Linked DNA regions of Mus musculus: region 1 is linked to region 2. A link is a loop called in an ENCODE intact Hi-C map of the cell type or tissue named here. Cell type or tissue: left cerebral cortex. All regions are shown on one strand. Links, peaks and the distances in the headings refer to the core of each region. The heading gives the core; the rest is flanking DNA. Region 1 has its middle 72 kb from the start of Atp6v1g3. Region 2 has its middle 150 kb from the start of Atp6v1g3.

Region 1 (13,111 bases), core at 3,422-11,421, 76 kb after region 2:
AATCATTGGCTTCTTTTTCTTCCCCATCTTCAGAACGTTGTGAATGCTGCCCATTGTCTCTCCACTAACACCTAGTGAAGGAGGGACCCAGACGAGCCTCAGGGCATCCTAGAGGAGTATCCCAGCTTCCCCTGGGTTTTGTCAAACTTTTACCATGATTCTGATTGTCTTGTCTCTCATGACATCAGTCTTCATGAACATAAAGGAGTGCTGATGTAAATGATGACCAGAAAAAGGCTTGGTTTGAAAGCCAGTAAAAATTTCCACCTGTCACCTCAGGAGAAACTCATGTCTACATTGAAAAAAAATTAAAATTTTTGCTCAGGGCTGGAGAAATGGCTCAGCGGTTATCTTAGGGTTTCTATTCCTGCACAAACATCATGACCAAGAAGCAAGTTGAGGAGGAAAGGGTTTATTCAGCTTACACTTCCATGTTGCTGTTCATCACCAAAGGAAGTCAGGACTGGAACTCAAGCAGGTCAGGAAGCAGGAGCTGATGCAGAGGCTAAGGAGGGATGTTACTTACTGGCTTGCTTGGCCTGCTCTCTTATAGAACCCAGGACTTCCAGCCCAGGGATGGCACCACCCACAATGGACCCTCCCACCCTTGATTACTAATTGAGAAAATGCCTTACATCTGGATCTTGAGGAGGCATTTCCCTAACTGAAGCTCCTTTCTCTGTGATAGCTCCAGCCTGTGTCAAGTTGACACGCAAAAACAGCCAGCACAGGGGTTAAGAGCACTGACTGCTCTTCCAGAGGTCCTGAGTTCAATTCCCAGCAACACATGGTGGCTCACAACCATCTGTAATGGGATCCAATGTTCATTTTATAAGTCAACTTAATTGCCACCTTTTTTTTTCCCTCTGTGTATTTTTTTTTATTCCTCCTGTATCTCATTCAGAGAAAACATATTCTTCCAAACATGTAGTTCCTCTAAGTCCACTCTATTCTCCTTATAGCATTTCTCACATTTTCTTCATTATTTATACATGTGTATGCTATGTATTATATATACATGTTCATCCATAATATTTATTACACATATGTGTGTGCCCGTGATACTAAACATAGTATTTCTCACATTTTCTTCATTATTTATACATGTGTATGCTATGTATTATATATACATGTTCATCCATAATATGTATTACACATATGTGTGTGCCCATGTGTGCACATGATACTAAACTTATAATATTTCTCACATTTTCTTCGTTTATACATGTGTATGTTATGTATTATATATACATGTTCATCCATAATATGTATTACACATGTGTGTGCCCGTGTGTGCACGTGATACTAAACTTATAGTATTTCTCACATTTTCTTCATTTATACATGTGTATGTTATGTATTATATATACATGTTCATCCATAATATGTATTACACATATGTGTGTGCCCGTGTGTGCACGTGATACTAAACTTTAAGGTTCCCAGATGCAGGAGTGATGGTGCGCTTAACAAGAGCCTCCTCCAGGAGAACGTAGTCCAGTTCCTACACTTCCTGCTTAGCGGGTGGAGGCAGGGAGCACTGTATGGCTGAGAGTATGCAGACAGATGTGCTCTGCAAACGTAGCTTTCAGGGTGCTCATTTAGCTGAAAGAACTTTTCAAGCTTCGGGGAATAAGGAGAAGCAGGCCATTGCATAGAACCACTTTCAAGTTACCGGAGAGCAGCAGGCAGAAGCAAACTGTGAGTGGTATAGCGGTATACGTCACTTTTCCATCTGAAGGCGCTCCAGGGTTTGAGTAAAGAAAATGACCTGGGCTAGAATTTATTCAGCTGAGTAAGGTGGGATAAAAGTCTGTAACAGATCTGAGGGTGTTCACTAGCTGACACCTCACCTTTAGCAAGTCTGATGAGTCTCTTGTGGTTGTTTCTGGGTTGAACTTACAAAATTTGATCTACCCAAGTGGTGTCTCTACATCTCAAATTTTATTACTCATTGCCCATATTGTCTTGGGTTTCTGTGCTTCATAGTCTATTTGATCTTTTGAGCCTATACATTTGTTTCAATCTCTCTACTGGTGGCTGAATTAAAAAAAAAAACAGAGCAGTAATACTCAATGGAAAATCCATTTTTCAGATTTGCTACAGTGCAGGAGTAGAGGGCACACGTAAGTCTAACAGGCAGCCTTTGTGATGTGTTCAGCAGGAGAGGGTTTAGGAAGTTAAAATCAGTAATTTCATAGGCACTGAGGTTATGCAACAACTGGTTAAAATCATTGCATATGATGAAGAGTTGGCATATTTATGCATTACATATGAATATATTCATTTACATATAATATTCATATAGAAATGAATATTATATATCATGTATATAAATGAATACAACCTACTCAGCCTATATAATATTACTTGTATACATATGTTTTCAGGGTCGGGCATTTGGTATTAGATAATCAATTGGTTTATTTCTTTACCTATTTTTCTTCTCTGAGACTATTTCTTTTACTCTCTCACAGAATTCCTTAGTTGTGTGTTGTGTACGGTTGAGGCCAGTAAGCCCCTGTCCCCTGAGTTAACAATACACCTTGAGGTCATATAATACTATGACTGCCATCCTACTGTGTACTTGGCCTGCTTGCTTAACTTGATTTAAGAGAACAAAAGAACACCCAACTTTATTTGCTTTGGATTTCCAATATAATCACCTTTTACAACCTACACTAGTGCATAGCTGTAATCTTAAATTATGTACTGTTCCATGCCCCTGACCCAGAGAACAGTGTGTGTGTGTGTGTTTGTGTTATGATAATCATTTGTTGAAAACAGCAAATATGTCAAAAGAGACCTTATGCTACAAATACTTGCCATAAATGTTGGAAACAGCATAGAGATATTGTTTGATACACGGTATGTTGGCAGTATTGTCTGTCACATGGCTCAGTTGAACTCTGTGATATTTTTGCTTATAAAACTTTGCTAAAGATTTCTGTAAAGTATCTCTTATACCCCCCCTCCCCCGCTCCAGTGAGAGACATGAGCCAAACACTTAGACATTAGGCAGCATACATAAACACATATCAGACAGACTAGGGACAAACCAGAAAGTAGAAGCTACCTAAGACCAATGTATTTTTCCCTGCACAAAGAGGATTTTCTTCCGGTGAGGTAAAGGTGAATGCAGAGTGTTTGCAAAATGCCCTGAGACCGTCAGAGCAATAGCACAAGGAAGTAAGTACCTATCAGATTGGGTATAATACCGTCTTCCCAGGGCAGTGACTTAGAAAGAGAGGGCTTGGGACTGTTAAAGGGGTGTGCGTGGCAGGATGTGGTCAGCTGGCTTTTGTGCTCTTTGTAGACTCTGTGAGTCAAGTGTGAGTCATGTCATGAGAAGTCTGTGTGGAATCTAACGAACAGCCCCAGGGAATGGCAGGAACCCAAAAGCAAAGCGTGTTCATGGGGGAGCTGAGTTCTACTTCTCATGGAGAAGCTAGTGAGTAAGGGCCAGAAGCCTCGCTGTGACCTGTCCTTCATCTGTACAGTGAGCAGATTAACCTCCATCAGCAGGAGGCCTGATGTGTTTGACTTTATGTAAGTGTTGGGAATCAATGAGGAAAATCTAAACAATAGTATCCAGGAGACTAAGCACAGCTCACCACACTGAGGTCCGAGCTAGCTGACTGAGGGGTGTTGACTGTTTCTGAAAAAAAAAATGGTAGTACCTGTAATTATTAACTGATTTATTTTTTTTCTCCCACTAGAGGAGACATCATCACGAAGTAGGAAGATGTAAAGCAATTAGAAATATTCTCTGGCACCGTGTCAGCAGCCCTCCTGGCTCGTCTTCTCTAATTAAATATGAAATGTTGTAAAGTGGCTCATTCTTGCAAGTTTTCTCTTTTATTTCAATGGTGTCCATACACACTAGAAGAAAGAAAAAAAAACCCATAGGCATAAGGGTTCAAATTGACCAATCTGTAGATGCTCAGAATTGAATTTGGGTGAAAACAGTTCTAAGTTTCCAATAATTCAATATATTTCTTTTAACATTAGCTAGAAATGGCCATGTAGTTCAAGATGCCAAATGCACTCAGTATGGAGGGAGGACACTGATTATTTTAATGGATTTGTTTAAAAATGTATAGTGTTTTCTGCTTATTCAGGAAAAAATCTAACGATTTCATTCACTATCAGGAAGAAAAAAAGCAATGCATATGTTATATATTTATATACCCACAATAGATCACAACCACAGAAGTAGTCAATACCATGGATGACAGCTGGACACAGCTACATAACTGGTGAAACAGAATACCCTGCAGAGTGAAGTTGCTCAGACTGGAGACTGATGCTCCTGTGTGAGAATGGCCCTTCCTCCTCCAGTAGAATTCTATTAGCTATAAAATAATTTCTGAAAAAAAATTATGTTTGAAATTTATGGAACTTAAGTTTTTAAAATTTTCCCACTTGCTTTTACATCAAAAGCAAATCATAAGCTAAATTTATTGAGGTTAGATTTTTGAATTTTGAGAGGAGAATACTGCTATGGAGTAAAATTTAGTTTTGTGTAAATCTCAAAAGTTGAGGGGTTATTTTAAAGAGCATGGCTATAAGGAGTGTTCCATGAGCAGTTTGATGGGGAATGCCCATTGCTACATATTGCAGGAGAAAGACTTTTGGAGTTAACATCTGTTTCTTCATTCAACTTTTACCTTAAAAAAAACCAACCCACTAGTTTTCAGAAGGGGAACCAGGACGCATGTGCCTGTGAATTAATGCAACTTATTCTCATCATTCGCTATTGCTGTGAATCTTCCCAAAGTAAGCGAGCATCCACAAGCGCTGAGGAAGAAGTCATAGAGTATCGAGTGTCTTTGTTTTCTTCCACCTAGCTGGAGGAAGGCTGGCAAGCTCTCAGGATCAGGCACTCCCTCAAGATTGCAAGAGCTTCCTGGCTTGATACTGGCCAGAAATAACACCACAGAATGTTTTTTTACAATTCTACTTTTGGGTAAAAACAGGAAAGGGAGAGGCAGGTTGAAATTAAATTTAAAAATAATAAGATGGATATGAGCAGAAAGAAAATATAACCTTTTCTTTTCAGTTTGGGAAAAAATAAAAACGAACTCTGATCATCCAGATTGTTCACTTACGTGCTTTTGAGTAGGGGGATTATGGAGTGCTTTAAACATGTTCCAGGATTTCTCTTTACTTTTTCCCCACACGTGGGCTACTGAGCTAAGCTGACCGTTCCTCACTCACCTCTCGGACCTGGTAGTCACTCCACTGGAAAGACTCTCTGCTGTCTCAAGTGCTCGGTCGGAGCAGGCGAGGTGCTTGCACACTAAAGGGCCTTTGCATATTCTCAGGACTGAAACAATTGTTAATATTTGTAGTTGGCTATTACATTTCCCATCCCCATCCAATCAGTGGTTACTAAACATGGATCATTTATATAACTGCAAATGCTATGCCAAAGCGCTAAATCTAACATTTGACGGGCAGAAAAAAAATATTGTTATTGAGTACAACGTTATTTTTCAAACTCTGAAGGGGATAGCAGAGTAATATGAGGAGAACTCCCGATCTTTTGTCTTTCCATGCTTTCTTTCCGGTGTCCGTTGTCAGAGTGAAGGATAAACATTTTTTCCCCGTTTCAGACTATTGTGGTATCCTCCTGGATTCCCTTTGAAACGGTCCCCACTTCCCTCTGACACCATTGCTATCCTCTACCCAGCAGCGACCGTGGACCAGCAGCGGCACACGGCAGTAAACGCTCAGCTTTTTCTTCAAGGCTTTTCTAATTTTTAATTAAAAAGAAATGCTAGATTCTTGCTGATCACCCAGAGTGTGACTCTCCATGGTTACCTGTCACTCAAAGAGCTCCCGCTCTGAAGAATGCTAATTAGCCCCGCTAAAGCTCTGTAATTGAACTGGAGAGATGACTGAGGAAGTGCAGGTCTGCCTTCATTCAGAGCCCGCCTTGCCATCTAAATGGATGGAGCCATCCTGACAATGTGAAGACATAAAGGGAGAAGAGGAGGAGAAAGAAAAGCAACAACATTCCATCTGCCATTTTTTACTCTTAGTTTTTAAAGTAATTATCAAGATGTAACCTGGATACCGGAGTATGAATAACAAAAAAAAAAAAAAAAAAAAAAAAAAAGGTTTTCTTTAGCCTTCAGAGAATGAGCCTCACGGCCACCTGCTTGACAATGCTCCCTATCGTAGTGAATGCACTGAACTGTATAAAGATGAATCATTTGAAACAAATAGACGCATTAGGACATCAATGTGGATAGCCAGAGTGATGTTAGGCGGATGCTTGGGAGAAAATAGATTTCATTTGAATCGGGGTAGGATTCGGATCTGATAGTTGACCTTGCAGGAATGCTTGGTTATTTTTGGAGTACAGGAACAGAAATCTGTGCCATTGCAATGTCCCTCATACCTACCAGCTTGGTGTTCAGATCCCATCCGTGAGCTAGAAAACCTTAACCCATCACTGAGTTAGAGAAACAAAGCTGGTGTGGACCTGTTCTAAAGTTTTCATCTCCTCTTAGTCTGGTTTTTAAATATTCAAGTGACAAATCTGAAGTCGACAAGGGATAGTCTAGTTGACATGATAGGACAGCCCGTTTAATATTGTCACGGAATTGCGGCTTGGACATGCTAGGACCTTAACATATGAGAATTAAAATATTAGCCACATTGAACTCTAGCAGACTTTATTGGAGCCAAGAACAGTCTGCACACTGGGATCCTGTGATTGAGGGCTGTGCTCATAATCAGGGGATGTTGATGCTCAGGAAACAGGAAGTGGGTCCCCAAACAGCTTAACTGATTCCAGGTGGGCTTTGCTGTTTTGAATGGGGTCTCATTAGCTGGTCGCCTGTGACTTGAAGAAGTTTGATGGCTATGATTAGCTGAGAGTCATAAAAGATATACCCATAACTCAGCCTTTCTACTCATGCCTGTTGGGGGTAGTTAACTATGCCGAGAGACTCAAAGTAAGGTAGTATCCTCAGGCAGTACTGTGTCCAACAACTATCACAGGCACTCAGGCTTGGAAACCAAGGCGTTAGAGAAGCAGTCGAAGCTCCAAGCCATGCAGGGAATCACAGGGCTCTCAACCCAAGCTTATCATTTCAGGGGATAGATAAATGTGATTTGGTTCTAGGTAAGAGAGTGAACAGAGTAAGATCCACTGGATTGGAGTAATTTATCTTTTCTTTGTTCCATTGCAGGGTCTGTACGGACAACAGTGCTTGGTACCTTTCCTATGTGCTTGCTGTCCTTCATATGTGCTTGGGACCTTTAGTATGTTTGTTGAGTGAATGAATGAATGAATGAATGAACAAGCATATTCTTAGACCACTTGACTTCTCCAGAGAATGCTCAGATATTTGAAAGGTTAAACCATCCCATCAGATGATTTTCCCTTCCCTTCCTTCCTTCGTTTCTTCCTTTGTTTCTCCCTCCCTTCCCCCTCTCCTTCCTTGTTTCTTTCTTTTCTTTCTCTTGTTCATGCTGGCAGTGAATCAGTGCCCAAGTTAAACTGGGTATGGTGACTTTGACAAATCTCTTTTAATAGAAAGACTGGAAACCGCTGTTACCATAACTTATCTAGCCACGGTGTGGTAGACTAGTGCCTTTCTCTGGTGGGGAAGGGGTTAGAACACTCTTAAGCAACAAACGTGTGAAGCCTAACATGAGAATAAGAGAGACAGACAAAACCGCATTCCAGGGCCACTGAGTTGCTGCCATAGCCCAGGCACACAATTGTTTTATGTCATGCTTACAATAAACTCATACTTGTGACATTATCTGCATGTCCTTACAGAAAAGAAAAGTGTCTCTGGATGTAATAAAATAGACTTCTTGGGGTAATAAAGATATGAATGAAAGGACTACTCCTTAAACCCAAGTGCTTTTTTTCTTATAGCTATGTTCTCTTTAGAACACTATTTTAGTTCAGTTTCTAACTACAGTTGCCTGGTTCGCATGTAAATCCATACAACTCAAAATTGATTTTTCACAAGTCCTCAGAGAGTTGGTAATTCCCATCAGACTTGAGTAATTTTATCTACTAAGTCTGGGTCTTGATACTTTCCTGGTGCTAACAGAAGATTTCTCTAAAATGGTGTAAATTGTGCAGGATATGGAAGGGGGTTACATCTAGAATCATCTGGGAGATGGCCCGCTGGGCATACCTGTGGAGAGTTATCTTGATTGCATTCCTTGAGATGAGAAGATCTGGTTCATAGAGGTAGGACTACGAAGTGGCTGGGATCCTAGATTGTGTACAAGATAACATGTGCTTGCTGTCCTCTGCTTCTTGACTAAGGAAACAAAGTGACTCACTCCCTCATGCTCCTGCTCCTGTGACTCATCCACCGTGATGGACAGCAGCCTAGCAGTGAGAGTCAGAATAAGCCTCGGCCCTTCCTTCCTTCCTTGGGTTGCTTTTGTCAGGGTATTTATCACAGAATCAAGACAAACAAAATATGACCCACCTAAGAAAGTGAGAGCCAATGGGCCAGAGAGATAGGAGCTCTCAGCCCTTACAGGATGACAGGCAAGCAAAGGGGTTGAGAACTGGGTTGCAGCTATCAATGGAAATAACTCTGGAGGTTTTAGTGAGGATGGGCACATGGGGGTTTTGAAGTCTCACTTAGAAAATAGAAGCTGGAGAAGGAACAAACAAGGAAGTAAATGGCCCTTTGAGGGGACTGTCCTAAGAGTTGCCAGAGTAAAGAGGGAAGGTTTGGTTGTCCCGAGGGGTTGGGGAATCTCCACTTCAGGATACACATTATAAGCCAGAGGCATCTGATTTGGGGTCTGGAAGTGTGTGTGTGCCAAAACAAACAGACTTAAGAAGGTGGTAACTGGCTGCAGAGAGTGAGAGGGTGGTAGTACCATGTGCCAGATGAACATGTAGAGAATTGCTTAATTTGGGGACACCGTAAGATACTAATTTTGAAGACATTAGTACTGAAGGTCTACAATACACTTAAAAAGACTAAAGGGTGCGATAAAGAACGATACAGTAGGTTGACTATAATTCAAGAAGTGCATCTATCATAAAAGAAGAAGGCACAATGATTGTGTCATTTCTTCTCGGGGTTATTTGGAAAGGTCACAGAAAGACAAAAAAAAAAAAATGAAGAGATCATTGAAAATGCATTAAGTGTTCCATCTGCCGCGCCCTTTTCCCACCTGGTAACAAGGAGCCACATCTTGCCACACCTGGGTGCCTGCATCCAGACCTACCCACCTCAGCACCGATCACTACCTTCTACTCTAAAGGAAAAGAGAAAAATGCCAGAGCCCTAAAAGCATCATCTAAAGTGCTGTCCCTAACACTTGATGTGTAAGCTTTTAGTTCCCTAACATAGTATTATTTTTTACATTTATCAGACACTATAATTTTAACTTTGTAATTAAGTATCACCACATTAATAAATAATAACAGTGTGCGCTTGTTCCAAAATTGGTGAGTGAAAAGCTTTTTGCTGAAGTGACTTGTTAAGAATATTTTCTTCAACAGTGATTTTGTTTCTGATGCTTCCCCAGAAAACATCACCCTCATTCCTCACACTCAGTCCTCCGTGTCTAGCAGATGACTGGAATCCTTCGTCTCCCTTCACATACATCCAAGTCCTACTGCTTCTTCTTTTCCATACTTTATATGTCACACACTTGCAGACATGGGACACAGCATGGGGAAGAAGAGCGTTCATTTGGTAGCAGAAGGTTAGCTGGAGAAATATCACTTTATAGTGCAACTTTATGATGCATGAGTTGAGCCCACAAGCTGGGAGACTTGTTCTGTTGAGTTCTTATCATTTTTGAAGGCTGAGTGTGGAACGCCTCAGGACATGAACGAGCCACAGATGGTCCTTTCTTTAAGATGTATGCCTTCCATCATTGTGGTTACTTACATGTCGAGTTGGCCTGCCTTTTAAAGTATTATCCCCCATGCTTGTTTCTTTGATCTTCATTATTATAAAGGAAATTGGGAACCAATAAAGTAAGTGATACGCTGACTGATGTTGAGGCTCAGAGGCACGAATGACAGAAGGACAGAAGTCTGAGACTAATAAGAGAAATGGACTCAACTGGCATTTCCAGTTTCCAGCATTCACACAATCCACTATCAGCTCCATTGACTCCATTTTTATTACATTTGGAGTTAAAATAATGTGAGGACTTATCAAAATTAAGTATTTAAGATTTTTATGCTATTTATCTTTTGGTATTTAAAGCTGCAATGTTTCTGTTGCCAGATGCTGTGTTGCCAGATAATGTGATTATCTATCTCCTGACAGTTCCCAAAGCAACAGTAAAGACTGCATCTCTAAGGACCTAGTTGATACGGTGTTTGGTTGGCATGAACAGAGCCCTGGGTTCAACCCCTGGCACTTCATAAACTAGGCAGAGAAGCACATGCCTAAACTGGATCGGGGAGTAAGTAGGCACAGGAGGATCAGAAGTTCAATGTTATCTTTGGCTGAATGGTGGTTCATAGCCAGTCTATGTTACAGTGAGACCTTTTCTGAAACACAAACAAACAAAATACAGACTACATTTCCAAATGGGCCAAGTGACAATGTGGCAAAGTTCTGCAAATGAGATGCTCATCAATGTAGTGTGTGTGACTCCTAGGTATAAGATGAGATATGGTTCCCTCTTACTTCTTCCTTCTTACACGCGTTCGCGACCGGCCAGGAAAGACGCAGCAAACCAGAATCTTCTGCGGCAAAACTTTATTGCTTACATCTTCAGGAGCAAGAGTGCAAGAGCCAGAGCAAGAGAGAGAATGGCGAAACCCCGTCCCTTTTAAGGAGAATTATCCTCCACCTAGGACGTGTCACTCCCTGATTGGCTGCAGCCCATCGGCCGAGTTGTCATCACGGGGAAGGCAGAGCACATGGGGTGGAGAACTACCCTTGGCACATGCACAGATTATTTATTTACCACTTAGAACACAGGATGTCAGCGCCATCTTGTAACGGCGAATGTGAGGGCGGCTCCCCACACTTCCTGTTGTTAGACATAGGAGAAAACTGTTTGGGATCAAGTGGATGAATCTAGCTCCCTAGAAATAGCAGAGCTGTCTTGAAAAGATGTTGACATTCTCATGACTTCATCCAATAGAGTCACAAACTAACTCAGAATCAGACAGAATATGAAGCATTTTGTTAAAAACAGTGGAAGATTTTGATAATCTAAAATGTGAAATAGCGTGCGTGCGTGCGTGCGTGTGTGTGTGTTTGTGTGTGTGTGTTTGTGTGTGTGGGGTGTGTTTTTGTGTGTGTGTATGTGTGTGTGTGTTTGTGTGTGTGTGTTTGTGTGTGTGGGGGTGTGTTTGTGTGTGTGTGTGTATGTGTGTGTGTGTGTGTGTGTGTGTGTGTGTGTGTGTAGGTCAGAGAGCAACATCAAGTACCAATCAATCCTCAAGTGCTGTCTGCCATTTTCTTTTTCTTTTTTTTTTCCATTTTTTATTAGGTATTTAGCTCATTTACATTTCCAATGCTATACCAAAAGTCCCTCCTATACCCACCCACCCCCACTCCCCCTACCCACCCACTCACCCTTTTTGGCCCTGGCGTTCCCCTGTACCTGGGGCATATAAAGTTTGCGTGTCCAATGAGCCTCTCTTTCCAGTGATGGCCGACTAGGCCATCTTTTGATACATATGCAGCTAGAGTCAAGAGCTCCGGGGTACTGGTTAGTTCATAATGTTGTTCCACCTATAGGGTTGCAGATCCCTTTAGCTCCTTGGGTTCTTTCTCTAGCTCCTCCATTGGGAGCCCTGTGATCCATCCATTAGCTGACTGTGAGCATCCACTTCTGTGTTTGCTAGGCCCCGGCATAGTCTCACAAGAGACAGCTACATCTGGGTCCTTTCGATAAAATCTTGCTAGGGTATGCAATGGTGTCAGCGTTTGAATGCTGATTATGGGGTGGATCCCTGGATATGGCAGTCTCTACATGGTCCATCCTTTCATCTCAGCTCCAAACTTTGTCTCTGTAACTCCTTCCATGGGTGTTTTGTTCCCAATTCTAAGGAGGGGCAAAGTGTCCACACTTCAGTCTTCATTCTTCTTGAGTTTCATGTGTTTAGCAAATTATACCTTATATCTTGGGAATCCTAGGTTTGGGGCTAATATCCACTTATCAGTGAGTACATATTGTGTGAGTTCCTTTGTGAATGTGTTACCTCACTCAGGATGATGCCCTCCAGGTCCATCCATTTGGCTAGGAATTTCATAAATTCATTCTTTTTAATAGCTGAGTAGTACTCCATTGTGTAGATGTACCACATTTTCTGTATCCATTCCTCTGTTGAGGGGCATCTGGGTTCTTTCCAGCTTCTGGCTATTATAAATAAGGCTGCTATGAACATAGTGGAGCATGTGTCCTTCTTACCAGTTGGGGCATCTTCTGGATACATGCCCAGGAGAGGTATTGCTGGATCCTCCGGTAGTACTATGTCCTATTTTCTGAGGGACTGCCAGACTGATTTCCAGAGTGGTTGTACAAGCCTGCAATCCCACCAACAATGGAGGAGTGTTCCTCTTTCTCCACATCCACGCCAGCATCTGCTGTCACCTGAATTTTTGATCTTAGCCATTCTGACTGGTGTGAGGTGGAATCTCCGGGTTGTTTTGATTTGCATTTCCCTGATGATTAAGGGTCCACAACTCACCTAACAATCCAAGTTATTTGGCCAGCAAGCTCATTTCTACCACCTCAGAGCCAGGATTACAAGTGAATGCTGCCATGCCCAATTATTTGTTTTTCTGCTTCTGATTTTTTATTTTTATAACATAGCTTCTAAAGATAGACCTCAGGTCATTAGGCTTGAATGGCAAATGCTTTACCAACGAAGCTACTCCCCTTTACCTCTTAACAATTAACACTGTATTTCTTAAAACTCTAGGAAATATTGAATACAGTCTCACTCCTGTGTAAATGGGCAGACTGACTGTCTTACACTTGGAATGCATTTGTATTCAATGAAAGAAGTATCTTAAATTTACAGGTTAGTTTAGATTGTTTTTTAAAATAGAAGTATATCACATTAATATTGACATGGATATATTAAAACAAAGCAATCATTTTATTTTTTTAATTTTTTAATTTT
Region 2 (13,111 bases), core at 3,119-11,118:
AGCAGGGGATGTACCTAGTAGGAGATGCATCAGTTATTTTATGGACTTTGAAACTGGTCACCTGGATCTTTGCAGCTCTATGGTTGCTGAACCACTAAGTAAGTGAAAACAAGTCCTGGTGATTCCATGTGACCAATAAGGACAGGCTGAGCTGCGTTACAGAGTGGGTTCTAAGAGGATAATGTTCTGAGCTCATGGAACTCTTTAAGGAGTTCTCAGTATCTCCATCTTTCATTAGAAGTGAGAAGAAAAAAAAAACACAACAATGGCCACAAAGCTGGAGACAGAAGGACTGATCCATTGTAATAAGCTTTGGATCACTCCATCAGGCAAAGACCTGTGGTCAACTAACATTTGCTTACAGATAAGGAAAGACTAGAAGAGACTCTAAAGAAAGGAGCTATAAATAGCAACCAAAAAATCAGGACCAGGTTTAGGAACAATCTGGTTTCTAGGCTTTCTTTTCTTCATACATCTGTTATTTGTATTTGTTTGCAATTTTTCTTTGTTTTCCTATACATTTTTATTTTATGTAAAAATGGTGAATGTTGATTTTATACTATAGTCTTTATGAAGTAGAATTTCCAATGTGGTTATAAATGAATACAGGGACTAATTAGTAAAGGTAGTGATAATATAATGGCTAGGTGGTACTTCTCATCTTGGGGAAAGAATAAAACATTGTAAATCCAAGACAGACATCTCCTGTAAGAGAGAAATATGAAGTCATTTTGTTGACAAACTATAATTTAAATGCACATGCAAACACAGATGTGTGGAGAAAGTGAACAAACAAGTTGACAGTGTCACTTGTGACATTATTAGCACTTTCAATTCATTGCTTGCTCTAGTGAAAGGATCTTGGTCCATTTTGTTATTTATTTATTTATTTATTTATTTATTTATTGATTTATTGATTTATTGATTGATTGATTGATTGTCAGCTGTCACAACGTTAGACTTTGATAGCAGAGGGCAGTGGTGAAACATTACAGGAAGACAGGCCTTTGCTTCCTGTTTCTCATGTTGATAAAGCACATAGCTACTTCTATGCAGGCATATTACAACTCTGAGTCTTAAAGGCGTGTTAGTTTTTCCAATAGTAAACAAACACCCATTTGGTTGGCTTATTAAGAGGTATATCTCTATACTCCTTGCCACCTTGGAGGGTTGGTTTCTTGCATGTTCCACCAGGAGGGCACTATGGTGACTTCTCCGTCATTTAGAAAACCATGACCATGCCTTTGTCAACCAAGTCTGGATCTTAGCCTTAGGGGACTCTTCATCAGGCAATCTATCTGTGCCTAAGTGTCCATGGTTCTTCTTTGTGTTGTTAATTTCTATATTTTTCCAGAGTTACTCTCCCCACTCCCACTATCTTTGTTTGAGACAAGATCTAACACTGTATCTTAAGCTCGTCTGGAATTCATTGTGTTTTCCAGGATGATTTTGAACTAATGACCATCCTCCTGTCTCAGCCACTACTCCTGGCTGTCTGGCTCTCCTCAGAACTCTTTTTCTTATTATTCAATTCCTTATTACTCTCATCCATTTGTGGGGTAATTAATATTTTTTAAAATTTCCATGCATGTGATACGGTGGCATTTCTATCACTGTGATTTTGTCCAGATTGATGACACTCCAAATTAAATATTTCCATCACAGTTCTCCTCAGCTATAATGTATATATGTTGACAGGTACATCATGATACCTAGAATACAGGCAAAAGTTTAAAGAAGCAAAACCCAGGTGGAGGAAGACCTTACTTGTCATGGAATCCAGTTTTAATAGTTACTTTTGCTATCTATAAAAAACTTATAGCACCATAGAAATACTTTTTTTGGTTACATTATGTCATGACTGGTTCTGAAATGTCCCTGAAAGACCATATACTAAAGGCTTGGTTGCCAAGCTGTCTCACAATTGAGAGGTGGTGTAAAGTTTAGGAAATGTGGCTGAGTTGGAAGAAGGGCAATCTGCATAGTCCTTTGAACAGGATATTGGGATTTTTTTCTCTTCCTTCCTCTCCATCTCCCTCTCTTCTATCTCTGTCTCCCTCTCTATTTCCTCCCCCTTTGTGCTTCCTGGAATGCCATGGTGTGAGCAGCTTTCCTTTGCCATCCCCTTCAACCATGCTGCCCTGCAGCAGCAGAGTCCTAGAAACAATAGAGCCAAAGGACCACAGATAAATTCCCTGAAGCCCTGGACCACAATAAGGCTTTCCTCGTGCTGAGCCATTTATGTGTCAGATGTTTTGATATAGAATGTGAAAGCTGGCCGATACACCAGCCACAATTTAAAGGGGTTCAACAAGTTAAGAGCTACACTTTACAGTACACGCAACACTGTGATATATTTGTATTCGTTAGTAGCTTATCATCTCCTCAGAAAATAAGCATTTCTCTTGTTCCACCTAAAAACCATGTCTATCTCATTCTATCTCTCTGACTTGTCCTCTGTCTCTTTATGATTTGGATTATCCTTCAGGTTTTTCCTTCCCATTTTTCTAATCAACTCATGAAACTAGAAGCTTGGTATAAGATGCTGTTTCCCATTCTGTTAGCAGTAACTGGAAGTGTCACTGTAGAACAACCAGGGGGCTGATGTCATCTTTCCAAATCTCACCAAAAAGCAAAACCTCTTTCTTGTACTGCCCATTCCACACTTGCTCCCATTCTGTTCATTCCTTACCAAAAGAAGTCTGTTCCCTGGAAGAAACAGTCATGTTTTCTTTCATATTAAATATTCCAGTTTTTATTTGTCTGAACACCCACCAATAAAAAGCCTTTGCTTTATTTTTCAGGTTTATGTGGCTTAGGCAGATTCTTGGGAGAAATGAGTTCTATCCTCATCTTTATGGTGTTTAACATTATGTAAGTAGTCTCCAATTGAAGCCTACTAGTTATGTAATTAGACTTGGGTTATCATTAACAGATTGCATGTTTTTCTTGGGTCAATGAAGAAAATAATTATCATCAAACAGCAAGCACTTATATTTGGATGTGACTCTATTGCTAAAGCTCTCTGTGTGCTTGACAGTAGAGAATCTATTAGTAAAATACAGAGCTTTTTGTGGGGACTCTGAGAATCTCTGACTTCTCTTTGTATTTCCCATTTCCTCTCCCAACTAACACTGCCACTCTAGCACTTATGTCTGTGAGTGGCCCGGAGCACAGACTGTCCACTTTCATCAGGCTGGGACTGGATGCAGCTGTTATTCCTCTCCATCCTCTGGAGCCGTTTCACTGGTTTGCTTGTTTGTTGTTTGTTTTTAATCTCTGGTAGTCTGACAGAAACACAAAACAAAGCAAAGCAAAACAAAACAACAGCAACACCATCGACAAAATAAGTTTCCTTTTGGTTCCACTTATCAGCTATTAATAATACAGGGACTAGTGCTGGTGGTTAGCACAATCTGCCTGACCCTCAGTTCCAGGCACTTGATTGGATGCTATGCACATCGAAGTCCGGTAAAGTACAAAATACTGCATACAAGGTATTTTTGAAATGTTTTATGTTCTTATTTTAAAGGCAGTGCATGGTTTCTGTTTTCTGTTTTTGTGGCTTGTATTACAAGCCATATATCTTTAAAAGATTACCCCAAAACGAGCAGTTTGGAAATGAATGTGTGTTTAGTTTGGCTACATGAATGTTTTGCCAGCCTTCACTGTCTGTCGAAGTTCAAAGGACTTTACTGTCAAAATCTCAGAAGCACAGGACAGATCAGAGTAGAAAACAAGAAATGCCACCCCTTTAAATGGTGATGTCATGAAACAGAAGAGGAAAAATACTTACTTTATGACATAATGTTTAAGGTCTGGCTTTTGTTACCTTGCAGTTTGGAAAGAACTTCATCTGTCTGGCTGAAGTAAATCCACCAGTGGCAACATGAGAGAGTGCTGAGGTGGATGAACACGGAGCGAATGGTGCAAACTGTGTATAATCCTGGGCCACAGAACTACTTGATTGAGATGAATCGTGTTACTTGTATGCATAGAAGTGACCAGAACATTGCTTCACTGGGGGAGTCACTGCTCTTACAGTTTTAAGTTTGTACAAACTTTAATAAATCTCATGCCACACTTATCTTTGAGTTAAACAATACTAAAGAATCATAGAATGGAGTGAAGCAGTTTAACGCTTGCCATTTCTCAATTACATTTAATCTTGGATTAACCCAACCAGAAGTGTTAGGACAATCCTTTTCTTTGCACACCTAGTAGAGTTGTTCCTGAGTTTGGAGGAGAGGTGGATCATCTAACACAATGCAAGCTCAACAAATGTATGTGGTTATTATGTTAGATAAGATGGAAACTGCAGAAATGAGGAGAGTTTGGACATAGTCCGTTTCTGAGCACAGTAGAAAAGAGGAAGGCTTCCATTTAGCAGTGAATGCTCTATTCTAAGGGACAACACTCATGCATCTAGGTTGCCTTCGTCTATCACTGATGGACAACAGCCCAGGAACCAAAGCAAGAACCTGCAGGCAGAAACTGAAGTGGAGATCACGAAGGAGTCTGCTCATCTGGCCTTCTCCTCCTCATAGCTTGCTCAGCCTGCTTTCTAATACTTACTAGGATGACTTACCTTGGGGAGGCACCACCCATAGTAACCTGGGACCTCCCACCATCATTAATCAAGAAACGGGCCCATAGATTCACCTACAGGCAATCCTTTGGAGGCAATTTATCAATCAAGTTTCCCTCTTCCCAGATGACTCTAGCTTTTGTTAAACTGAAACAAAACAAAACAAAACAAAACAAAACAAAACAAAACAAAACAAAACAAAACAAAACAAACAGACTAACAAACCAACCATCACCACAACTCAAAGGAAATGGGGTTGTATTGTGGGTCACTGAGGCTTCATTATGAACGGGAATGTTCTGAGTGTGGGACACAGGTCCAGGAATCCCCATTCTTGGGAAGAAATTTGTGTGTGCGCGCTCGGATGTTTCTCAGGAATACACTGGCTCTTTGAAAGGGATTTTGGTATGCATCATTTGGTGGTCCCAGACTTTCCATTGTCTAGAATCCTTCATCTCAGAGTCAGATGTCAAACGAGTGGGATGATTTTACCTGTATAAGTGGGACAGGAAGAGGAAGTAGATAGACTATCAAGGTAACTACTCAGAGATTGTTCTTTTCTTTGCATCCAGATGTGGAGCTTTCTGCTCCAGATAAGAAGTCCTGGAAACAGAGGGCTGGAAGTCTTCAAGCAGCCTGTCCTATTTTTGAAACTGGGTCTCACTATGTAGTCCTGCATGGCCTGGAACTGCCTATGTAGACGCGGCTAGTCTTGAACTCACATAGATCTGCGGCTAGTCTTGAACTCACATAGATCTGCTTGCCACTGTTTCCAGAAGTGCTGGGTATTAAGGGTATCACCACTGTGCTTGGCTAGGAGATTCTTTTAGGAGATTCTTGCTACTTTTCCTGATGAGGCAAGCATGTGTGATGGCAGGAGCAGAACAGTTTGCCCTGACTTGGACTGAGTTAGAATCCACAGCCACATCAGAGCTGCAACCTCAGGAAAACTTTAACTATTTCTAGCTTAAGTTTCAGTGGCATAACAAAGATGGTGGTACCTAGCCTTAAAAAGTATACTTAAAACAGATGCATTCAAGTCCCATGTACTTGAATGTGTTCTAGCAATTGCCTCCAGGAGACATAAATATGTAATCTAACAACTGAAGTCTCCATGACCAAATACATGTGGGAAAGGCCACTTTGCTGAATCCCCTTCTTGCAGTGGCTTAGCATACATACTGGCAACCATATTAATAGCTTTGAGAAATTGTTCAGTAAAAAAGGAAACCTGGTCAGCAACTAATTGTACCAACTTACTTGTTTGGCGAGGCCTTTTGTCTTGGCATAGCTAATTACTGCACGTGGACCATTTTTGTCTTAAAACAATTTGGGAAGCCTTGGGCTTGTGTGCTGTGTGGAATGTGATAGATTTCAATACACACTGCTATTATCAGTGGATTTATAAATGTGTATCATGAGGATAAATAAGGATAGATGGGGGTGTCTGTAGTCTAGTGAAAAGCTAATAATTAAGATGGAAAGTTTCTGCAGGGAACAAAGTAACATAATTAGGTCATGGTTAATCCATGTGGTTATTTTCTTTGCTTCTGCTTATAGTGATATAAATCAATATTGAAAATGCAAGAGTTTGAATATGTATTTTGGACTCAAATTAATGGTCTTTGAAAAATTCAACTCACACACAAACATTCCCTTTGAGTTAAAGACACTATAAGATGTTGTCTCAGTGTTGATTAATTTAAAAATCCACTTCGTTCGGAACTCATTTGATGTTTATCATTAAACAGTTCCCACAGTGCTTTAATGATGAGATTTCCTTCCTGTGTTGAGGGGAGCTGTTCGAAGGGTTCTAATTAAGAAGAGGGCTTCTGGAGCCAGATGGCCTAGGTCAGGTCTCAGTTTCACTGTGTATCAGTGACATGACCTTGGGGGAGTGATTTAATTTCTCTAACCTCAAGTTTTCTCACCTGGTATGCACCACCAAAATTTATTGAAAGTATTAAATAAACTCGTTCAGGGAAAGGGATTTCTTTCATCACTTGGCATATGGTAGCCAGCCAATATATTTCAATTATCATCCGTTATACAAACATTTTCACTTATATATATAACTCCAAAGATTTATTTAACAAAAAGCTAATCTGTGCTGACTCTAAGTGAGTTGCAAGATGTGGAAACTTTGCTGGGTTAGACAGATCACTCAGAGGGGCCCATCCAGGAAAGGCAGAGCCACAATCAGGGAACTCTTCTTTTCTTGTGTAAGACACAGTTACTAGGAAAGCACACTGGAGGGCTGGTGCGATAGCTCAGTTGGAGATCAGTTGGTAGTGATGGCCTTGCAAGTAGAAGGACCTCAGTTTAATTCCGGGAAACCACAGGCAGACCCCTGAGGCTTGAATAAGTATATAAAACAGACACATAAATGTCCCACATACTAAAGTGTATTCTAGAGATTACTTACATCCAGAGACATAAACCTGTGCTCTAACAACTGGATATGGTAGGTGCTAGTCAGCCCTGCAAATTTGCCAAAACGTGGGCCAGTGAGAAACTGTTTGAAAAAAAGAAGTGGTCTATGACTGAAGAATCATACCTAAGATAATGTCCTCTGGGCTCAAGCAGATGCAAACACACACATGTATACACACACCTATACACACACATGCACACACATACACACACATGCACACACGTACATGCACATACACATGCATAAACACACACAGACAGACACACAAACACACACTGACTCCTGCACACACCCTAAGAACAACAAAACAATAGAAGTACAGGATCTTCTTAATTTTCCAGAATAAACTAAATTTTGTAGGCCTTTCTCCCTGCTCAAGGCTTGAAAGACAAATACTTTCTATCTGTATTGTGCAATCAGTGAATGAAGTTTTACTCCTATTGATGTGACATGGAAGGGATTTGTCATCATAGATTTCTGGATTTGATAAGGCTTTAGGCTCAAGCCATATTACTGTTCATAGTGGTGTTCTGAAGGAAACTAAAATGTGTGTTCCTGAAGTGAATATTTCACTCATTACTGTGGTCTTCTTTATTGCTAGACACAACTGTATTTTCGGGCACTTCCTTTTATTAAAAATGCATCTTTGACTGTGGTGTATACAATTGTAGCAATGCACACATATTGTTGGTGGGAAAATTCAGATATCTTTTCATTAAAAAAATAAGTCTTGTACTTTGTAGATGTCTTAGGGGCTCTAATTTGATAGAACCTTAAGGGAAAGACTTGGAAATACATCTGTGACTCAGAAGGTACTTGGACAGACCTGCAGAGAGCTCATACACTTAGTAGGGAGAATCGGGATGTGACATCTCTCTCCCTTAGCTTCTGTTTCCTTCTGGAATTGGGACGCTTCAGTAACACTGCAAACAAAGAACACACAGTAGGCTCCAACAGGAGGGGCAATTATAATATTGTAATAACAGTAGAATGAAAACTATTCTTTGATGTATGCCTGAGACCTGCATAGGCGAGTCTCTTCATGTGGAAAATAGCGGGACATGCTGAACGTGGGGCACCATTCTGTTCCTTATTCGAGACTTTACTAGTTTCTGATTCGTAGAAAGGATGACATCTCTCTCTTTTTTCTTTCTTTCCTTCTTCTTTCTTTTCCTCCTCCTCTTCCTCTTCCTGCTCCTTTTCTTTAACTGATAAGTTGTTTCTATAACACAGCCCATGAGTCTGGTCTAATTAACTCTAGCTCTTTATTCATAGCACTGACTGGGCCTGACCTTCCTTGTCCTTGGATAAGTAATCTATGCTTTGATGTTCTTGATTAATCATTTATTTGAATACAGAGGCTTCCAAAACCCAGGAGACTTTTTCCTTTTTTGCTTTTGTATTTTATACCCCTGCTCAAATATTAACTTGTTTTGTGTGTGTATACCTACCATCTTTTTGCTCAAGATCTATAAGGAGGCTGAAATTTTGTGTGTGTGTTTTATGTAGCATATAATATTTCTTAGTACGTGTGTGCACATGTGGATGTGGGTGCACATGCAGGTCTGTGTGGTGTACGTATGTGCCTGTACATGAGCAGGCATATGTGTGTGTCTTCATCTTTTGAGACAAGGTTTGTCAGAGATCCTGAAGCATCAATTGGCCTAGGCTGGCTGACGGATGAGCTACAGTAGTTGACGACCTCAAATTCCCCTTTGCTGGCCTTCAAAGCATGTGTCACTGTGCCACCTCAACCCCACCCTCAATGTGGGTTCTGGGGATTTCAACTCGGGTCTGAATGTTTTCATAGTGGGCAGTTTCACTACTGAACCATCTGTCTATCCCAGGAGGTTGATATTTTAAATGTCCTTCCACTTGAAACTTCATATAGTGCCACCTACAGGAACAAGCACTTACTGAAGCTCAATGTATGCTGATTGCTTTTTTATAAATTATCTGGTCTTCACATCTAAATTGCCCAGTTTTACCAATGAGAAAGTGGATGCATGTGACTTCAGAAGATTTGAGAGTAAATCTACAACTTGTAAAGTGTCAGGATGAGAAGACAACTCAAGGTTGCCACACCCAAAGCTGGACTTCGGGCCCCACACTGCTCAGTGTCCACCTCTGTTGTTAGAGCAGTTTTGCTCTACAGAATATGCTATCAAGTCCCGGGAAGGAGCTTGACTCGGTGGTCCTGATAGGTTTTCAGGTCCCACGTAAAAAGCTTACTGATGCTATTTACTGTGTTTGTCTTTGCATATCACAGAGTAATAAAAATTAGCATTGTTTGAAAATTAAATCAATGAATGATAAATGCGATCTGTTACAAGATTGATGTAATTGATTGATTGAGAGTGTGAGGCTATTCCAGAAAGGTAGCAGTGCCCATGAAGTCTTTCAATAACCAAAACATTACAATGGCAGGTTTCATTCTCTGCATTAACACAGTAAATGGGAATAGTTATATTCCATTCTTTGCCACTAACCTCTGCCTAAATTAATTCTTAGAGAAATTACAAGCAAATAGCATCTTCCCTACAGTGAGTTTTTTTGTGCTGTAAGATAAGGATTAAGAAACCCTGTGGCCCAGTAAGAAACCCATTTTGTAGTCTCTTTGTACTGATAAAATTTCTCCTGGCACTGAACCTCCCACTGTCAAAAATACTATAACATTTTACTAGTTTGCAAAAGATGAAAATGCTACCAGATGTTAATCCAAGGAGCAGGCTAACAACTTCTGTTTTCAGATGGGTAGTTGCTATCTTAAAAAAAAAGAATTTTTTTTAAAAAAAGGAAACAGACCCTTTATTGGCTCTAGTTAAAATAAAATTGTCGAGTCATTTATGATGTGAATTTCATAATTATTTAGTTTCACAGAATTGAGCTTTAGAGAACTGGAACATGTGTTAATACCTTAATTCCCACTAGGCTTTATAAATGTCTTCCTTTGAACCAAAAAGGCTTGGGTTGCCAGAACAAAGTAATTAAATAACTTTCACCTAGTGACATTACGGCCACAGACAGCACACTCTGTATTGCAGGAAATCTCATCATTATTCGTGTGTAATGTACCTTTAGCTCTTCTGTGAGGATGCCTCTCACACCCTGGTCTGGCTCCTTAGCATAAAAGGCTTATTGAAATGAAAGTATTTCAGGGGTCACTGTCTCACCTGACTCATTAATCAGACCCTGGCAGGTTTCCTTAGTCCAGCTCTACTCCGAGTGAGGAAGACCAGTGACCACACAGAAAATGCAGGAAAATAATAGGAGAAATGAATACGCATAGCAAGTGAGTGTGGGCCCGTGTTTTCATTAGTCTTTTGATGGATGGCACCGGATACGTGGGGGAAGCACACGTGGCATTTTCCATCTGCCTCCCAGAAGGATTTTTCAATGTTTCACCTTAGGTTCTTCAAAGAATAGTTCTTTGATTCAGTAATAGCAATAGAAACCTTTGCCTTTGATATCCAAAGGTGGTGCAGAACTCCTCTTTTGATTAAGAGACGCACAGGCAATTGAAGAACATCACAATGGATGAAATAGGGAGAGACTATGCCAATCATCTTGCATTAAGCCAGGCCCCTGTTACAGACAAATTGTGTTAAGTGTTAAATTACATTTGACACTACATATTAAAGGATATGGTGGCTCTTTTAAAAAAAAAAACAAAACAAAAAACCAAAAAAAACCAACAACAAAAAAATCCAACTCATTTTTTTTCTCTTTTCTCCATTTCTTCCTGTGATATTTTAGATGCCAGTAATTTTAGGTGTTTTTATTCAAAATTGCTCATAATGTTAGCATCCAGATTCTGAGGATGATCTTAGTCTTCGCCATCGAGTGAGTCGACAAGTGAACAGTCACTGCTTGACTGCAGTGTGCATGCTTTTGTTGTAAGTCCTAGAAACTTCAGTGCCAGGGAGTCGTTTCTCCATCTGTCAGCCTGTCTGCAATTTTCTGAATGGTTATATCTTACCCCTGAAATGGTACTCTGTAAACGTGATATTTAAACACTGGCTATAGTGTTCTCTATAGGAATCCACGTAAGGAACTGTACGTTTGCTATTAAGCTTTGGGATGCTCCAAAATAAACAGAATAATGTTTCAATTGCAGATACAACCTTAGATACCAATAATGCAGATATATAGTCACTAGAAACATATAAAAGTTTATGCCAAATTTACCCTTTCAACTAGAAGTAATTTATTGGTTGAAAAGTCTCTATGTTGGCACGGAAGGGTTAAAGATCTAATTACTGAGCACTGCTGATTCTGTAATTTGCAAATCAAATTTGTGGACCATACTAATGATTTTATTTGTAAACCTATACACATCTCTGATGACTGGATAACCTCTTAGTTTCCATTCCTCCCTCTCTCTCTCTCCCCCTTCCCTCTTTCTCTCCATCCCTTCCTTCTTTTACCCTCCTTCTTTCTCTTATTTCCTTTCCACTTCCTCTTCTCCTCTTCCCATCTTTACATAAACATGTAGTCTGTGCCAAGAATTAAGCCAATAGATTATGAAAACCCACATAAAGACCCACAGAGTCTAAAATAAAAGTGATGTATAATCTTGTGAGTGTGGTTGTGTTACTATAGAGGTAAGCCTAACACCTAATTTTTTTAAAAAAGAATGGCCGCCTCTCATCTTCTTGGTTGTTGTGGTTCATACTACCATTAGTCAAGTCACACGGTGATAAAAGCTGAGTATTCTAGACTCTCTTTTCTCTTGAACAGCCAACTTCTAGACTAGTTAATTACTAGTTAATCAGCGTGTGTTAGGATACACATATATCAATAATTGTGAATCTACTCTCTTTTTCTCCTCAAGTCTTTCCTCCAATGCAAATGCCACCTCCATGTCCCATTGTCAAGAAGACACTGAACATTCATAAGTGGCAGAGACTATGTTAGTATCCTTTTTAACACAAGTGTGGTAACTGTTTCTCTTTTCTGAGCCAACAATGTTTTCCTTTCATTTTATTTTATTTCTACCTCTTTGCTTTTTTATTAGTCTTCACCACAAATTTTCATATGATATCCCAGGCTAGCCTGGAACTCACTATAAGACCCAGGATACGCTCATACAACAGGCACTTTTCTTCTTTAGCCTTCCAGATGCTGCAAGCCTATCCACTAGGCCTGGCCACAAGTCCTGGTCTCTCTGATCCCTGTTTGTTCTCCAGTTGACAGCTCTGCTTATCCTTATTAACCTAGCTCATTCTTCCATCTGTATGGAAGCTTACCCTGAGATTGACTGTTTATTTTATGCCTTTGTATCTCTCAATCATGTTCTCATTGTACATAACCTGCTTCTATTCAACATCTGGCTCATGGGAAGACCTCAGCCTGTGTTTTATTTATTCATATATTCTAGCTTCTATTGTGTTACTAGTGCTCACTATTAACCCAATAAAAACTAAGCACATGGGCAAATAATTTAATGAGCAGTCAGCTGGCAAGTGTTGCATTCTCACAACCACAGCTCAATCAGCAAGCTAAATTATTTTATTATTCTTAAGTGACTATGTTAGGAAAATGAGCAGGCAGAGCAAAAGATGCCAGACATGAGCCTTGGATTATGGAGCTTGACCTGGAGAGAGTCTTTGTTTCTGACTTGGCAGAGCAGGTTAAATAACCTTGTTATGTGGTTCATGCTACAACTGCCTCTACCAAGACATCTTATTTCCACTATATCATTTGAACCTGGCAGCTGTGCTTCCTTGGTGTGTGTGTAGGTGAGCATGTATGAGTGTGTGTGTGTGCATGTGCATGCATGTGAACACATGTGCATGTATGTGTATGTATATGTGTGTAAGTATACTTGTGTGCGTGTGTGTGGCCAGATATCAGCCTTGAATGTTTTCCCTACAGTCATCCCCCCTGGCTTCTATCCCCCTGAATTTTATTTCAATCATGACAACAAAGCAAATAGTCCTTTATACACATACACACAAATGTTAGCTATACCTTAATGAGAAGGACAGGCATGGCTATTTACTGGAATCTTCTGTTGACTGATTAGGCTAATCTGACTGGCCTGTGAGCTCCAGTGTTCGTCCTTCTCTACTTCCTTAGCCTTAGGA

Evidence for each region. A loop is a pair of places that touch in the nucleus more often than their neighbours do. Peaks named below come from ENCODE experiments on the same cell type or tissue, not always from the same donor. Only the 100,000 strongest peaks of a DNase experiment are listed, where the experiment ranks them.
Region 1: a loop joins it to region 2, with 6 times the contacts of the local background. A loop is called at or near these places in 2 of 42 quality-filtered maps.

Annotation. Positions count from the first base shown.
Region 1 is chr1:138,338,868-138,351,978 of GRCm38, reverse strand. No RefSeq gene overlaps it. Among named protein-coding and RNA genes, the nearest start is that of Atp6v1g3, 72 kb to the right of the region's middle. In left cerebral cortex, for the core only: no CTCF peak of the experiment used is centred there; DNase peaks (open chromatin) are centred at 5,353, 5,815 and 8,319; H3K4me3 peaks cover 362 bases.
Region 2 is chr1:138,414,548-138,427,658 of GRCm38, reverse strand. No RefSeq gene overlaps it. Among named protein-coding and RNA genes, the nearest start is that of Atp6v1g3, 150 kb to the right of the region's middle. In left cerebral cortex, for the core only: a CTCF peak has its summit at 8,926 (motif pointing left); a DNase peak (open chromatin) is centred at 8,953.